Regions from separate parts of the Homo sapiens genome. Here region 1 is linked to region 2. Evidence: chromatin loops called from intact Hi-C (ENCODE). Cell type or tissue: CD14-positive monocyte. All regions are shown on one strand. Links, peaks and the distances in the headings refer to the core of each region. The heading gives the core; the rest is flanking DNA. Region 1 holds the start of SV2C-AS2 (SV2C antisense RNA 2). Region 2 has its middle 30 kb from the start of IQGAP2.

Evidence for each region. A loop is a pair of places that touch in the nucleus more often than their neighbours do. Peaks named below come from ENCODE experiments on the same cell type or tissue, not always from the same donor. Only the 100,000 strongest peaks of a DNase experiment are listed, where the experiment ranks them.
Region 1: a loop joins it to region 2, with 2.3 times the contacts of the local background. A loop is called at or near these places in 2 of 110 quality-filtered maps.

What each region holds. Positions count from the first base shown.
Region 1 is chr5:76,305,297-76,314,186 of GRCh38, forward strand. The region is part of intron 12 of SV2C (synaptic vesicle glycoprotein 2C); the gene reads left to right. SV2C-AS2 (SV2C antisense RNA 2) reads right to left here and starts at 6,333. Exons shown (of 4, transcript XR_001742750.2): 1 at 5,888-6,333. In CD14-positive monocyte, for the core only: CTCF peaks have their summits at 3,978 (motif pointing left), 4,183 and 4,382; a DNase peak (open chromatin) is centred at 3,955; H3K4me3 peaks cover 132 bases; H3K27ac peaks cover 801 bases.
Region 2 is chr5:76,368,464-76,377,353 of GRCh38, forward strand. It overlaps the pseudogene SNRPCP2. Among named protein-coding and RNA genes, the nearest start is that of IQGAP2, 30 kb to the right of the region's middle. RefSeq lists enhancers at 3,401-4,194, 4,141-4,435 and a cis regulatory region at 3,944-4,607. In CD14-positive monocyte, for the core only: no CTCF peak of the experiment used is centred there; a DNase peak (open chromatin) is centred at 4,298.

The DNA.
Region 1 (8,890 bases), core at 628-8,627, 63 kb before region 2:
TGAAAACACTAATGAGGACGTTGTTCATTATAGGACACATCTTCTTCTACTCAGAGTCTACCATGAAGACTGAACATCTCAGGGGTGGGTTCTAGGAATCATTTTGTATTCCTCCACCCATGCTTTGAGAAGCTGTTATGTGTCCTCACTTCATATGATAAAAATTGTGTAATTCTTCACATTTCCTTCTCTGTTGTGCAATCAGGAAGCAGAGAGCCTGTGTCTCTGCTAAATCTGCATAGTCCAGATACTTGTTTCACTCTTCCTTATCTTGATTTGCCCCCTCTTATGCCCATTTTATTAATTTTGTGTCTTTTATAAGTTATCCTACCTAGATCGTTTGATAAAGAGGCAGGAAATTTTGGAATTAAATCTAGATGTACTTACTGAATAGCACTTTTCTGTGCCAAAAAAAATGAAACAACCATTTTTCCATTCTGTAAATGCCATCAACATCCTCCTTTCTTCAAAACCTCAGTATCAAAAATGAGCATAACAATTGCAGTCTTAAACAGATGCATGGTGACATTCTAGCTTTTTCCCCAGATTAGAGAGCACTTACACACTGACTGGGACATGATGATTTAAGGGACACAAAAAGAGGTGGGAGGGGACTGAACATTCCAACCCTCTGGACATATGGTTGGTTTTTCTGGAGACCAGCCCAATCCAGAAGCTATCTAGGATCCCCTCAGCCAAGAGTCATCTCATTAGCCTACAAAAGACACTCTTTTGGTGGAGCAGGGGGAAGGATGGGGTCTCCCTCTGTTGCCCAGAGCTACAATCTGTAACCAGAGCTGGAATGCAGTGATTCAATCATAGCTCACTACAGCCTCAAACTCCTGCGCTCAAGTGATCCTCCCCCATCAGCTTACAAAGTAGCTGGAACTACAGATGTGTATCACCATGCCAGGCTAATTTATTTTATTTTTTTTTATTTTAAGAGATGGGGTCTCACTGTGTTGCCCAGGCTGGTCTCAAACTCCTGGCCTCAAGCAATTCTTCTGCCCCAGCCTCTGAAGTAGCTGGTATTATAGGTATGACCCATTGTGCCAGGCTCCAAAAGATACTCTTATCCAAGGGTTTTAGGAGCTCAATGCCGGGAACTGGGGATGAAGACCAAATACTTATTCTTTACTTATACCTTATATTTAAGGCTGGAGATTATTACTAAAGTGCAATTTATTATCCAGAGGATTTAGCTATGCAAAAGGTGGGAAACTGTACCCCTGGACAGCAAATCAAAAACAAATCTACATTCCCTAAAACCTTAGCTGCTAGTTATAAGCATGACCTCAAAACCAGAAACCATCAGGGAGAAGGTTAAAAGAATTCTCTGGGTAAAACAAAATGTGAATTCCACACAGCAAAAAATACCATAGGCACATATAAATGATAAATTGAGGGCAGGAGGGGGTTGAAACAGAAATGAATTAATAACCTGAATATATAAATTGGAAATTCATAAAGAAATGTCAACAAACACTTAGCATATAAAAATGCTCAGCTTCACTAATAGTAAAAATTAATTACAAATTAAAGCAATTATGACATTTAGCTTTCTCCTATTATTCAGAGAAGACAATATTTAAAAGATAGATAAGATCCAGTGTTCTCTGGGGCAAGTGAGGGGTTACTGCTGAGTCTGTTGTGGGAATTCTGAAAACAGATACCACATTTGTAGAGGGGGATGATCTACAGTCTTAAGTATTTTTTCCCAATAGGAATAAACTATTGATTCCTCTGGTTGCTTTTCAGGTTTTTTCTTTGCCTGCCATGGATTTCTTTGGGTTTACTATGTTTGGGGTTTGCTCAGCTTCTTGAATCTGTAGGTTTACAGCTTTTGCCAAATTTATGAGGTTTTCAGCCATTATTTATTTTGTCAAAAAACAAAATTACAACAAATTTAGTGTAAAGAGCTAGTTGACTTTTATCTGCTATTCTAGAAGCAGGCAACACCTCACTCTATAAAATGGGGTGAGTGCTCTAATGAGCTGAGCAGAGAAAGTTGGCTTCATAGGCAGAAAAGCTCTAAAGAGAGCAGATACAGAGAACAAAAAGCAGATAGCCCTTTCAAAGTCCCTTTCTGTAAAGGGCTAAAACAGAGGGGACTTCCTTATTATGCTCATTTGGGTTGGCCGGAATCACCTGTTTTTTGGAAAACTGGCTCTTTTCAAAGTTCAATTTGATTAGGTGGCACTTAGCCTGAGTGACTCCATTCTGCTTAGGACTGGTCTGCTGTGGCCTAGGTGCAGGAGACTAGCCCAAAACAATGGCCTCCCGTAAAATTTAACTATTTGAATACTTTTTCAGTGCTGCCCTTTTTCTCTTCTGCCTGAACTCCAGCAACATAAATATTAGATCTTTTGTTATAGTTCCGCAGGTCCCTGATTTAGTTTGTTTTCTCTGTTCTTCACTTTAGATAGTTTCCATTGTTCTGTCTTCCAGTTCACTGGTTCTTTCCTCTGTCTCCTCCATTCTGCTGTTGAGCCCAACCACTAAGCTTTTTATTTTGGTTATCATATTTTTCAGTTCTAAAATTTTCATTTAGTTCTTCTTTATTTCTTCTACTTCTTTGCTAGGGCTTTCTATTTTTTCCATTTTTGCCGTGATGCTTTCTAAATTTCATGTGTTTCAAGTGTGTTCATAGTTGCTCATTGAAGCCTTATTATGGCTGCTTTAAAATATTCATCAGATAATTCTAACATCTCTGTCATATCAGTGTTGCCATCTATTGATTGTCTTTTTTCATTCTGTTTGAAATCTTCCTGTTTATTTGTATGACAAACAGTTTCTGATTGGAAGCAGTCATTTACATATTATGTTATGAGAATTTGGATCTTATTTAAGCCTTTTGCTTGAATTGGCTTTCTGTGACTCCTCTCTGGCAAGCGAAAGGGAGGCATTGCCTTATTATTACCAGGTGGACGTAGAAGTCCAGGTACTCCACTTAAGCTCCAGTGACACCCAAGAGTGGGCATTCTCATTACTGCTGGGAGTCCACACTCCCTTCCTGATCATGGATACCATGGGAGGGAGGGAAGGAGGAGCTCATTACCACCCAGCAGGGATGAAAGTCCCAGCTCCTTACTTACCCTTCTCTGATGGCATCCCAATGGTAGTGTTGACAGGTCTTCTTAGTTTCACAAGGGTGGAAGTCTAGGCTACCACCAGACCTTTGCTGATGTAGCTGGCAGTTGAGCTACAATTTTTTCCTGGTGTTTGGTCTGAGGAGAGAGGTTATTATCTAAAAGTTTTCTATCTTGCTAGACTGCCGTTTTCCTGGTCCTTGGGCTAGAGAGAGCAGGCTTTGGTTGTGGCTTTTCTTTTTCTGTGCCTATTGGCATTTCTGGGTTGGCAACTTGTTCGATTCCAAGTCTGAGATCTATGGAGCAGAAGGCAAACGCAGGGAACTCCCCATCCCCAAGCTCCCTAGCAGTTCTGCCTTTTTCCTCTTTCAGTCTTGTTCTGTTTGTTTTATATATAATGTGCAGGATATTTTGTTGTACTTATCAAGAAGAATAAGAAAAGTATATCTATTCCATCTCGGTGTGAATTTTAATACTGTTTGTTTATTTACTCAACAACTATTTTTTTGAGCACCTATGATACAACCGTGAGTAAATCAGTTGTGGTCTTTATTCTCATAAGCACAAGCAAACTTCAGTTGTAATATAGTGGTCAGGGTTATTACATGGGAAGTGCATGATGCTCAGAGCATCAGAGAGGTTTTCTTGAAAGAAGTTCCATTTAATTGAGATCTAGTAGGTGATAACCAGTCAAAAAGATGGAAAGAACATTTCAGTTAGAGCAAATACCAGCTAACAAGCTCTGGAAGTAAAAGAGTTACTCAAAGAACAAGTCATGAAGACTCTTTCACATTGCCTTATTGTGTGGGGACGGGGAGACTTTGAGCTGTCTTACAGAGAATGACAAGATCATTCTTGGCCTTTAGAGAGCTCCCTCTAATGGCCAGAAAGAAGGCAGGGAGGCTGGTTAAGACACTTAAGTTGTAGGTTGGAGGCCGGGCACGGTGGCTCACGTCTGTAATCCCAGCACTTTGGGAGGCCAAGGCAGGCGGATTACGAGGTCAGGAGATCGAGACCATCCTGGCTAACAAGGTGAAACCCCGTCTCTACTAAAAATACAAAAAATTAGCCAGGCATCGTGGCTGGCGCCTGTAGTCCCAGCCACTCGGGAGGCTGAGGCAGGAGAATGGCGTGAACCCGGGAGGCGGAGCTTGCAGTGAGCCGAGATCGCACCACTGTGCTCCAGCCTGGGCGACAGAGCGAAACTCCATCTCAAAAAAAAAAAAAAAAAAAAAAAAAACAGAAAGAAAGAAAGAAAAATGTAGGTTGGAAAGGGGAAAAGTCAACACTCAACATGTTCACAGATATTTAGGGATACATTCAACAAAGCTTGGTGCTTGATTAGATGTTAGGGGGAAGAAAAGAGGTTGTCAAAGAAAGATGATTCCAGTTTCTGCGTGTACAGTTGAGTGAATGGAGATGGCAGGTTTTGTTTATGTTTTTTAATTTTAAAAACCACCTGCAGGAGCACAATGGCATTTTGAGGCTGGGACACAGGAGGGACAGTGGGTCTGGGCTGTGGTCAAGAAGGTAATAAGTTCCATTTTGGACATGTTGAGTTTTTACATCAACCTGGGGCTGTCCGATTGGCATTTGAATATTTTTGTTTGGATGCCAGAAAGATACCTGAGCTGGGGATAGAGAGGTCATTCACTATTTCATTCAAAAAAAAAAAATGATTATGGAATGCATATCCTGTGCCAGGAACTATTTTAGTCATTGGGAGACAGCAGTGAACAAAACAGACAGAAAGCTTTGCCTTGATAGAGCTTATATTCTATAATAGTTTGAGGAAGACAGTCCAACAAACAGATAAGTAAAGTAGATGTAGTATATTGGATGGTGCTAAGTGCTGTAGAGAAAAATAAAGCTACGTGGAGCATAGAGAATGCTGGGGTAAGGAGAGTTACAACTGTAAATAGAATGGTCTAGGGGGATGTGACTGTAAAGCTGACATTTGAGCAAAGACCCAGGCAGACATCTGGAGAGAGTGTATTCACAGCAGAGGCAACAGCAGGTGCAAAGGTCCTGAGGTGGGAGTGTGAGAGACCAGTTGGAAGAGAGGCAAAGCTTGTCTGGCTGGAGCAGAATGACCAAGGTAGAGGGTAAGAAGCCATGGGGTCAGAGTGGACAATAAAAGGGCTTTGGTCTTCTTGCTGAGTAAAATGAAATCCAATGTGGGGTTTGGGGGCAGATGAGTGACATGAACTGACTTATGAAGTCCACAGCAAGAAATGTGGCAAGAGGTAATGGTGCCAATGGAGGTGGTGAGAAAGTGGTTAGATTCTGAAAATATGTCTAAGAGAGAGACCTGGAATAGTTCAAGTCAAAGGAAACAGAAAACAAAGGCCTCCATAGAAATAACATGTCTGAGAGGCAAGAGTTGGAGTCTGGGGGTAAATCCATCAACGTAAGAAAATCCAGAGGTAACACAGATCTGGACTAAGAAATAACAGACACCAGAGTTAGGATACCAGGCCAGGAGACAAGAGTTCAGTGAGCTAGAAACTCAGGCTGGCAGAGTGGAATACAAAAAAACTAGCCTGGAAGCAAGTGGTCAAAGTATTAAGATGTCTTGATCTTCAAAAATGGTGTATGACATTGAGAGAAGGCTTTGCAAGTTAGACTTCCCTATAACCTCTGTGCTTAGGTCAGTAGGGCAGTAGTAGTTTGCAGCTGGTTCTCAATGACATTCATTGGACTGACTTGCCCAGGGCTAGAACTCACCTCAGGTAGAGGCAAGATATCAGAACTGTCTGCAGTGGAAGTTGAAGGCACCTCTCTGCTCATGCACTCACCTTGGTCAGTCACCTCTATCTTGATCCTAAACCTTCTTCCCAACTCTGTAGTAATAGCCTGAGATTCTTGCCAAGGCCAGCTTCCCAGTGCTGTGGTACGTCTGCCACAATGATTGAGATGCAGTGGTCGATGCAGTGCCCTTCTCCCCAAGGCTCTTAATTCTTAGGCGTAGACTTGAAGAAGCCAGGAATACTTGTACTTCTGCAGGGATGAGTGAGGTGAAGCGGGAAGACGGAAAAGCAAATGTTGCATTCAGGAATTTGTCCTTGATTGTGAGGCTGGAAAGACAAGATTGCTTTGAGAAGCATTATGAGGAAAGAAATGAAGAGCAGGGCAAAATGATAGACCTTTGAAGTTTGAGCCATTATTGAATATACAAGTCATTGTATAGTCTTTTAACAGTTTCTACATCAGCCCCTCACCTGTGTCAAAGATAAGCAGAGAGCCTATTATATGTAATGTAGATCACAAACAATTGATGTGGCATGAGATTCTTCTAATAGACATGAAATATGAATGTGACATGAGCCAGACATAGAATGGATTTTCCAGCTTGCCGTAAATCTGAAAGGAGCCCCAACCATCTAACATACTGGTGTGGGGGAGCTTCCTTTTCCCTCATTTCTCCGTCCCCAGTCCCTGCCACCAGCAAAATTACTTTCAACCCTCTTTGCGGTAGAACTGAGAACACCAACAGAAGATGCATTTCATTTTTTGGGTTTAGTCTGTGCTGGTCAGCTTCCCTCAATACCCTAACTGGGAAAAATAAGTCAATTTTCCCTCATCTCTTGAAGTCTTCAAAATGAAAGTATATGTAATGACAGGTTGAAATGGATTTTTTCCATCCATCAGGGTCCCTACTTTTCTCTCCCTGCTTTGTGAAAGTTGTAAATCTCTCAAAAGTCATAAATGTAGCTCCCGCGGTGTAGGCCTGTTCCAGCTCATTCCAGTTCTAGGTTTTGGCCTTTATGTTTCTCTGCGTCCAGGTGTTAACTTTCTGCTGCCACTATGTGGCTGTGGCCAAGTCCCCTGCTCACATTTCCTGTGTGCTTATGGCTCAGGGGCCACTTTTTTTTTTTGGGGGGGGGGACAGGGTCTCACTCTGTCACCCAGGCTGGAGTGCAGTGACGCAATCTCCACTCACTGCAATCTCTGCTTCCCAGATTCAAGCAATTCTCCTGCCTCGGCCTCCTGAGTAACTGGGATTATAGGTGCCTTCCACCACTCCCAGCTAATTTTTGTATTTTTAATAGAGACGGGGTTTCACCGTGTTGGCCAGGCTGGTCTCGAACTCCTGACCTCAAGTGATCTGCCTGCCTCGGCCTCCCAACGTGCTGGGATTACAGACATGAGCCAGCGTGCCCAGCCATTAGGGGCCATCTTTACCCCTCCTCCGTGGCGCTCGGGGCCAGGAGCGCACACCTTGTGAGATGCAGCCCACGCTCTCAGGGCCGTCCTGCAACTCTGCACAGACTCCCAGGGCCAGGCAAGCCTGTCTCATGGTGTCGTTTGGCCGCATGTTCCTGCCTTTCTCTGCCTACCTTCTTCCCTTTTCTTTCCCCCTTATGCCCCCTTATGCATGCACAGTTTCAGACATGAGGTCAGAAAGGATTTGAGGATCTGATTGTTCACACCTGCCGATCCCTGAGAGTCCTGGGCAGCTGCTGCCATCACCCAGTGCAGTGGGATTGGTCTCTTCCTTGATGAGCTAAAATCAAAACATTTTCCCAGAATTAAGCAACCCAAGCCCTTCCCTTAGGACTGTCCTTGTTTTGACAGAGTTCTCTTGTTTCCTCCCCATTCTTCAGTTCCGAAGGTCTGTCATCTTGGATCTCTTACTGACCAGCTGTGCGACCTCAGGGACACCACTCAGCCTAGCTGGGCCTGGATTGTTTGAGATTTAAATGAGGAGTATGAAATAAATAGCATCTCAGGGCCTTTCTAGCTCTAGAATTCTCTTCACTGTCGTCATCTGGTATTCTGTAATGGCAATTTCATTCATTCTTTCTTGAATACATTCTACGTCTAATATAAAGATAAATATCTCACTTATTTGTGAAGATTTTGGTACAGAGGAATCTTTCAGCTATCGCGACTAACCAACCTATGTAATCCACTCCATCCCTGGCCCTCTGCTCTGCTTGATTTTTCCTTATACGCCTTATCATTATATTATATATGTTTATGCTTTGGCTATCCAGCAAAAGTCAGATTCATTTTGTCTCTGGTAGTTAGAAGTAGAGGGTGAAGGGGGTGGGGAATATATGCTTCCTGCTCCCACAACCTTGCCATCAGGCAATATATTACAATGGAAGCAAATCCTGCCAAGTGTACTAGCACAAAAACAGTCACAAAGTTTGTTTTTGAGCTCCAAGGAAGTCCATCTCGCTGTCCTTGGGTACTGAGCAAGCCCTTGCATGAAAGGGCCATGTGCTTGATATGCTGACAGCAGGGCCACCAGACTTGTGGGCCAGCTAAACAAGGGAATGCCCCTTTAATTGTGGGGTGCAGGATAAGGGGGCTCTAGAATCTGGAGTCTAGACCAGGAGTACCATTTCACCAACTTGAGGCTGCAGGGCTTGGAGGACGCTTGTATGTTCATTAGGCTAAGGGCAGAACATTCTTTCCAATCATTGCTTATACAGAACAGCACTCACATCATCAGTGAAAAAATCATCTCCGTGGTCATTAACAAACCTTCTCATGCAGATTTCTAAAATGATCTTTAAAGCACTAAGTAACCATCTCTGGCCTGTTGATTCTTGATTAATGTGCTTTAAATTATATGGGTATGCATTAGAGACAATTTATCTATCAATCATATTGTTTATACTGAAGTACTTAAAGGAAATTATCACCCAGACCTTATGATGAGAGGATGTTAGGTTGCATGTGTACTTGTTTAACTCACTAGAATGTTAGCTCCTTGAGGGCAAGACATTGTCTTCCTTATTTACTGCCATAACTCTAGGTGAATGAATGAATGAATGAATGAAATATGC
Region 2 (8,890 bases), core at 674-8,673:
AGGATGTGAAGAGCAAAGACTCTTCTATTTCCCCTCAAATTGTATTTGATGTCTCTCACTGATTCCACCTCACTCTCTACAGTTCAGCCATTCAGGACTTCTATTTTGTTTTCTTTTTTTTTTTTTTTTTTTTTTTTTTTTTGAGACAGAGTCTTGCTCCATTCCCAGGCTGGAGTGCAGTGGCGTGATCTCGGCTCACTGCAACCTCCACCTCCCAGGTTCAAGCGATTCTCCTGCCTCAGCCTCCTGAGTGACTGTGATTACAGGCATCCACCACCACACCTGGCTAATTTTTGCATTTTTAGTAGAGACGGGGTTTCACCATGTTGGTCAGGATGGTCTCGAACTCCTGACCTTGTGATCCGCCCACCTCAGCCTCCCAAAGTGTTGGGATTATAGGCATGAGCCACCACGCCCAGCCAGGACTTCTATTTTCTTCAAACATCTCTCTTGCTCTTGCTCTCTCTATTTCTCTTTTAGACCCACAGACCTGTGGTGTTTTCTGTCTGGAATACCCCCTCTACATCCTCTAGGCCTAGCTGAAATGTCTGCTCCTCAAGGAAGTTTTCTCAGACTCCCACACTGCATCCAGCTTCCTCTGTTATAAGCCCCTTGCTATTACACCTTGTACTTCCTCTTTCAAAATATTCCTCCTGTTTATAATTGTTTGTTTAATATCCGTCTTTCCTGTTGACTGAGGCTCAATAAAAGCAGGAATTTCTCTCTTGTCATTGCTGTTTCCTCAATATCTGGTCTAGCTCCTGACACTTAATGAAACTTAATAAACATTTATGGAATGAGTGAGCTTTTGTTATCATGCTATCTGGGCATAATATTTTTTATTTGAGAAGAATGAATGACCCCCAACAATCTCAATGTTGGGCAGAACCAAAGTAAGATGTTTTGGAATTGCACTAGTGGTAGGAAAAACAAAATGTTTTCCTCTGCTGTCACGCCACACAACAATAAACACAGAAAACTTCTGTGATGAAATGTGGGGGAGTGGCTGGGCGCGGTGTCTCATGCCTGTAATCCCAGCACTCTGGGAGGCTTAGGTGGGTGGATCACCTGAGGTCAGGAATTCAAGACCAGCCTGGCCATGGTGAAACCCCGTCTCTACTAAAAATACAAAAAATTAGCCAGGCATGGTGGTGCGCACCTATAATCCCAGCTACTCAGGAGGCTGAGGCAGGAGAATCGCTTGAACCCGAGAGGCGGAGGTTGCAGTGAGCCAAGATCGCACCATTGCACTCCAGCCTGGGCAACAAGAGCGAAACTCTATCTCAAAAAAAAAAAAAAAAAAAAGAAAGAAAGAAAGAAAGAAATGCGGGGGATTCTCCCCACCACAAGCAAGCAATCGATACCGCAGCAGACACCAGCTGGGTGCCCTCCAATTCAATTCTGACACTGTCTACCTGGAGATAGCATCAGATCCCACAGACCAAGGGCTCAGTGCCAAAAATTCAACTCCCTCTTCAGACACAAGTGACAAGTCCAGGCATCCAGAACCTCTGACTGACCAGCTTCAAGTTGGGATTCCAACAAACCAGTCTTTGGATGCGATTTATTTGCTAGAGTAGCTCACAGAACTCAAGGAAACAATTACTTATATTTACTAGATTATTCCTAAGGATATTTTAATAGATACAAATAAACAACTAGATGAAGAGAAACATAGGGTAAGGTCTGAGTGCAGGCACTTCTGTCCTCATGGTATTGGGATGGGCCACTCTCCTGGCCCTTGCATGAGTTCTTCTTAACCGTTCACCCTCCCGGAAACCTCCACATGTTTGGCTACCCAGAAGGTTTTTGTTTTGTTTTGTTTTGTTTTGCTTTGTTTTGTTTTGTTCTGAGACGGAGTTTCGCTCTTATTTCCCAGGCTAAAGTGCAATAGCACGATCTCGGCTCACTGCAACCTCCGCCTCCCAAGTTCAAGCAATTCCTCCTGCCTCAGCCTCCTGACTAGCTGGGATTATAGGCACTTGCCAACATGCCCAGCTAATTTTGTATTTTTAGTAGAGACAGGGTTTTTCCATGTTGGTCAGGCTGGTCTCGAACTCCCAGCCTCAGGTGATCCTCCCACCTCAGCCTCCCAAAGTGCTGGGATTAAAGGAGTGAGCCACTACACTTGGCCTTTTTTTTTTTTCTTTTTTCTTTTGAGACAGTCTGGCTCTGTCACCCAGGCTGGAGTGCAGTGGCATGATCTTGGCCCTCTGCAACCTGCGCCTCCTGGGTTCAAGAGATTCTCGTGCCTCAGCCTCCCAAGTAGCTGGGATTACAGGTGTATGCTACCATACCTGGCTAACTTTTGTATTTTTATTAGAGAAGAGGTTTCACCATGTTGGCCAGGCTGGTCTCAAACTCCTGACCTCAGGTGATCTGCCCTCCTTGGCCTCCCAAAGTGCTAGGATTACAGATGTGAGCCACTATGCCCAGCCTTATCCAGAAGTTCTTGAACCCTGTCTTCTGGGCCAAGTTCTTGAACCCTGTCTTCTGGGCCATTTATGGAGACTTCATTGGATAGGCATGATTGAAGTATGGATAACCTGGTTCAAATGTGATTGGACAAAAAGGGTATGATCTGGTCGGGCGCAGTGGCTCACGCCTGTAATCCCAGCACTTTGAGAGGCCGAGGCTGGCAGATCATGAGGTCAAGAGATTGAGACCATCCTGGCCAACATGGTGAAACCCCGTCTGTACTAAAAATACAAAAATTAGCTGTGTGTGGTGGTGCACACCTGTAGTCCCAGCTACTTGGGAGGCTGAGGCAGAAGAATCGCTTGAACCCAGGAGGCGGAGGTTACAGTGAGCTGAGATCATGCCACTGCACTCAACCTGGTGGCAGAGTGAAACTCCGTCTCAAAAAAAAAAAAAAAGGTATGATCTAAACCCAGCAAGTCCTGTTCTGTCTGTTCAGATTCTTCCTGGCCTCTCTGTACAGCATTTCTACCTCTAGGGTACGGGGCAGGACCCTCTCTGGAATAAGGGTCTCATGACCCACAATCAGATTAGGGTCCTGCCATGGGGAGGTCAAAGGAAGGCAGGGAAAGACCAGAGAGAGAGATATTCTTTTTACTGTAATAAGGGCTGTGGGAGTTATGAGCCAGGAACTGTGTATGAAAACCAATATGTGTGGCAGGGTGTGGTGACTGACACCTGTCATCCCAGCACATTGGGAGGCCAACACAGGAGGATTACTTGAGCCCAGGAGTTTGAGACCAGCCTGAACAACATAGTGAGACCCCATCTGTAAAATAATAAAAATAAAAAAATTAGTTGGGCATGGTGACATGCGCCTGTGGTCCCAGCTACTTGAGAGGTTAAGGTGGGAGGATAGCTTGAGCCCAAGAGGCTGAGAATGCAGTGAGCCCTGATTTGTGCCACTGCCCTCCAGCCTGGACAATAGAGCAAGACTCTATTTCAAAAAACAAAATGAAACAAACAAATGAAGAAAAAATATACATTTATAAATATAAAATATAAAAAAAAAACGTACATATAATAGCACAACTAGCATATTGAAAAATTGTATCTGGACAGGTGGGAAGCTTTCCAAGTATGTTCTTGGGAAATGACTCAGGACAGTAAATGACTGGCAGGCAGGTAGGAAGGGGGCCAGGCCCTGTGGTAGACCAAGTAACAAACAGGTCCCAGAGCAGGGAGGACAGGGGCAATGTTCCTCTCTCTGCACACACTCCACCTTCTGACTCCCCCACCTCACCCCAGCAGCCTCAAAGGAGCCTCTCCAGGGCCACGCTGGAATGGCAAACATGGGATTTTTTTTGCTGACTTGGCTTAGCAACAAGGCCTCACTCTGACCTTTTCTCTGCACAGCATTAAAGAGAAAGGGTACGTTGAAAGTGGGATTGCATAGATTTCCCATGACCACTGCCACGCTTTGAAGGGAAACTGCTCAGCTGAGCACTGCTTCCTGGAATGAGCAAGGCCATCTGCCCTAGCCTGACCTGATAACTTCCACCCCTGTGCAGGTGCCTTCCCCACGGGAGGTGAGGGCCAGCACAGCCCAGTCCCTGGGAGCCCCTGCCAGGCAAGGGCCACGCTGGTCCTCGGGCTCATGCTGTCAGGGACTTTGTTGAAGGGGCCAGAGGCCCCTCAGTCTATCTTGGTTAATGGCAAGCTGCTTTTAGGATATGCAGAGAAGTAAGAGCGAGCAAACCAGCCACCAGGCCGGGCTTTGTTGACATGCAGGACATCGTTTGAGATGTAAGAGCAGCTCTAGTAGCCCTGCAGCAGCCCTTGCATCTCAACCGGTTTCTGAGTCATTCTCTGGGATTATCAGGCTGGAGTTCTCTGTCATTAGGATGACTCATCATTTTTCTATCTCTGCTTCCATTGCTTCTGTCCCTGCTGACTAAAGTCTCTGCTATCCGCCTCTGTGCCGCAGCTTCTGTGGCTTTTTCTCTGTGGCCCCTTTCTTCAATCCCATCCTACTCATGGTCTTCCCTCTCAAGGTCTCACAAACTCCCTACCAGTAGGGTTTATGGGTTCCACCTGTCACCATGACAGAGCTCTCACGCCAGACACCCTCACAGGACATGGGCCAACCAGTGGGAAGCTGCCTTGGAGTAAGGGCGCTAATTCCTGGCTTAATCAATTAATTTACCTGAAGCCACACATGCAGAGTCACATGATATAAACCATTCATTCATCTGACAAATAGGGCACCTCACGTATGTCACACTCTGTCCTGGCGTGGAGAATACAATGGTGAAATAGAAACAACACAAGTCTTTGCCTCACATTCTCCTGGGGGCTGGGATGGCTGACAAGAAATAAAATCGGCCAGGTGCAGTGGCTCATGCCTGTAATCCCAGCACTTCAGGAGGCCGAGGCAGACGGATCACCTGAGGTCAGGAGTTCAAGACCAGCCTGGCCAACACGGCAAAACCCCATCTCTACTAAAAATACAAAAGTTAGCCAGATGTGGTGGTGAGTGCCCATAATCTTAGCTACTCCAGAGGCCGAGGCAGGAGAATTGCTTGGACTCAGGAGGCAGAGGTTGCAGTGAGCCGAGATTGGCCACTGCACTCCAGCCTGGGTGACAGAGTGAGACTCTGTCTCAAAAAAAAAAAGAAAAAAGAAAAGAAAAGAAAGAAAAAAATGAAGAGTAAAACATAGGCTCAATGTTGATTCATGTGATGGAGAAAAAGCCAGGTAGAGGTATAGACAGTGCCGGGAGCAGGGCCTTGTATGTCGATTTTCAACCACAGGTTGGTTGAGAGAGTGACATTGAGGTCATAAAGGACAGAAAGGAGGTGGAGAGGCCAAGAAGAGACCCCTTATAGGGCTGTGTGCGTGGTAGACATGATGAGGCTTCTGGAACTCTTAGTGCTGGTGTGGTCAGCTCTGAGGATCATGGGGAAACCCTACTGTCTAGGACCTCACAGATGAGAGAAGAAGCTTATGTCCGAATGCACACAGTTCAGTGTATAACACTTGACTGAGTCAGAGAGCCACAGGAGCCACGAGGCATTTAAGGAGGGAAACAGAGTATAGGCCCCATGCTCTGTCCACACCTGTCCCTGCCATCCCAAAGTCCTACCATGGGAGCAGGGAGGCTCCCATTAGGAATTATCAGATTCAGTGGAAATCAACCTCACTTTTCTTTTTTTGAGACAGGGTCTCATTCTGTCACCCAGGCTGGAGTACAATGGCTCACTGCAGCCTCAACCTCCTGGATTCAAGTAATCTTCTCACCCTCTCAGCCTCCCAAGTAGCTGGGACTACAGGTGTGCACCACCATGCCCAGCTAATTTTTTGTATTTTTTGTAGAGATGAGATTTCTCTATGTTACCCAGGCTGGTCTTGAACTCCTGAGCTCAAGCAATTCTCCCGCCTCAGCTTCCCAAAGTGCTGGGATTACAGGCATGAGCTACTGTGCCAAGCTTGGGACTCAACCTTTAAGGCTCATCAGAGTCACTGAGAGAACTTATGAAACACAGTGCAAAACCCATCCCCAGCAATTCCAGTTTTTACACTTTCCCAGGTCATGCAGATGCTGTTGTTCCAGGTACCACACTTTGATAACCACTGCTATGATTTACATCATGCCCTGCCAGCCCTTCCAACTTTGCCCTTGTTCCTCCCTCTGTATAAAATCGTCTACTTCTGGCTATGGGCTGTGGCTCATGCTTCTAAGCCCAGCACTTTGGAATGCTGATGTGCAAGGATCAGTTAAGCCCAAGAGATTGAGACCAGTCTAGGCAACAGTGAGACCTCATCTCTAATAAAAATCAAAAAATTAGCCAGACATGATGGTGCACACCTGTGGTCCCAGCTGCTGAGGAGGCTGAGGTGGGAGGATCACACCACTGCACTCCAGCCTGTGCAACAGAGCAAGACCCTGTCTCAAAAAAAAAAAAAAAAAAAAAAAAAATGGCCTACTTTCTCTTCCTTCTATTTTTCCTCCAAGACCCAACTCAGGAGTCCATTTCCTTCAGGAAAAATTCCTTGACTTTCCCAGGCAAAATCCTTCATGCCCTCATCTTGTCTGAGGTCCCAGCTACTCAGAGGCTGAGAGAGGAGGATTGCTTGAGCCCAGGAGATCAAGGCTCCCTTTATATTTTCATCCCATCTCATGACTGTACTCACATCTACTGCCTTTCTGGATTGTAAGCATTTGAGGGCAATTTCTCCAGTTCCTAGTATCTGGTATGCATTCAAGAAAACTTTCTGAAATCCCCATATGTTTTCTCCTGATGTTTGTGAAAGGAAGGCCCCACTTCCAGCGTGTTTCTTCTTGGGCTTCCCTCATCATCTCAACCCCCCAACTCACCCTGAGCTCTCTGGCTCCCCTAAACTTCCTGGTCCCAGCAGGTCCAGGCCCACTGTTGTACCACATCTGGCCATTCAGCAAAGTTGAAATTCTTTCTCTGACAAAGCAATGTGCAGTTTGAAGGTTTTACTTTGTTTTGTTTTTTAGAGACAGGGTCTCACTCTGTCACCCAGGCTGGGGTGCAGTGGCACAATTATAGCTCACTGCAGCCTTGACCTCCTGGGCTCAAGCAATCCTCCTCTCTCAGCCTCTGAGTAGCTGGGACCACAGGTGCATGCCACCACAGCTGGTTAATTTTTAAATTTTTTGTAGAGACAGGGGTCTCACTATGTTGCCTCGGCTGGTCTTGCACTCCTGGCCTCAAGCAGTCCTCCCACCTCCGCCTCCCAAAGCACCAGGATTACAGGTGTGAGCTACAGCGTCCCACCCAGTTTGAAGTCTTAAGAGAGATGTTTTACCAAGAGACTCCAATAAGCAAAATCAAGCACCAAAAAGGTGAAACATGCATAGCTCTACAGGAAGGTCAGAGAGAGAGAGAGACCCAGTGTTTTAATTCTGCCTCCACCAGTAGCTGAGTGGCCTTCAGCAAGTCACTGGCCCCTTCAGGTGTTCAAGGAACTGGACTCAAAGATTTCTAAGATACCTTCCAGCTCTCAAATTTCACAATTACCGAATCTGAATTTATCTAAATACTAAGCAAAAATACCCAAACTTCTAGCATGACAGTCCCAAGTCTCGTGGGAAATTTGCTCTTCTTCCAAGCTGTTTGCTGGGTTTTTCTCTGCATATGAAGTCATAGGCAGCTTCCTAAAGATTCCAGGTGAGTCTTATCAAAGAACCTGCAAATGAATACTACAGACTTATTGTAGCCTAGAGAAAGGTGCATAGACAATATCTGAATCTTAGCATTGCCACTATGTGACTTGCAGCAAATTATTTAACTTCTCTGGGCCTCAGTTTTCTTGTCTTTAAAGTGGAAGCAAAAACAGAATCTACCTTAAAGGATTCCTATGAGGTGTAAGAAAAAATAATTCACAGCAACAGAGGCTAGCACAGCACTGGTGTTCAGCAAGCATGAGTCAGCTCTTGGGGGCTCCCTCTGCACACTTTCAGTCCACCTCTGCTGCCAGCCTGGCCCCTTAATGAGGAAAACATTTTGTATTCTGAAACTCAAATCCTTCTGATGAGCTTCTGGTCACTCCTCATGGTCTTGCTGGGTCATTCATTCATTCAACTTATAGTTACTAAGGTTTTATCGAATGCCAGATACAGTGAAAAGAATACATACAGATAATTAAGACAAACTTTAAACAGTCCCCATCCTCAAGGAGCTAGAGCTTTGCTTTAGTAAAATTAGACAAGTCATTCATTTCTGGGTGTCACGGAATGGAGTGGCCAATGGCCTGCAGAGCAACATGCCCAAGTTTTATTGTGACTACTGCAATACATACCTCACCCATGACTCTCCTCCTGTGAGAAAGACACACTGCAGTGGTAGGAAACACAAAGAGAATGTGAAAGACTACTATCAGAAATGGATGAAAGAGCAGGCTCAGAGCCTGATTGACAAAACAACGGCTGCATTTCAACAAGGAAAGATACCTCCTGCTCCATTCTCTGCTCCTCCTCCTGTAGGAGCAATGATACCACCTCCCCCTAGTCTTCCAGGTCCTCCTCACCCTGGTATGATGCCAGCACCCCATATGAGGGGTCCTGCCATGATGCCAATGATGGGCCCTCCTCCTCCTGGGATGATGCCAGGGGGACCTGCTCCTGGAATGAGGCCGCTTATGGGAGGCCACAGGCCAATGATGCCTGGGTCCCCAGTGATAAGACCTCCTGCCTGTCCCATGATGGTGCCCACTCGGCCCAGAAAGACTTGACCAGACAGATAAGGATAAAGGAGAGGGCTCATTATGTCGGTTTTATATTACCTGTTCTGCTTCACCAGGAGATCATGCTGCTGTGATGCTGGGTTTTCTAAACAGCATAAGGAAGTCTTGCTCCCCTCTCCTATCAAAGAGAATAGTTTTGGAGGGGAGAAGTGGGACAAAAAAGATGCAGTTTTCATTTGTATTGGGAAATGTGAAAATA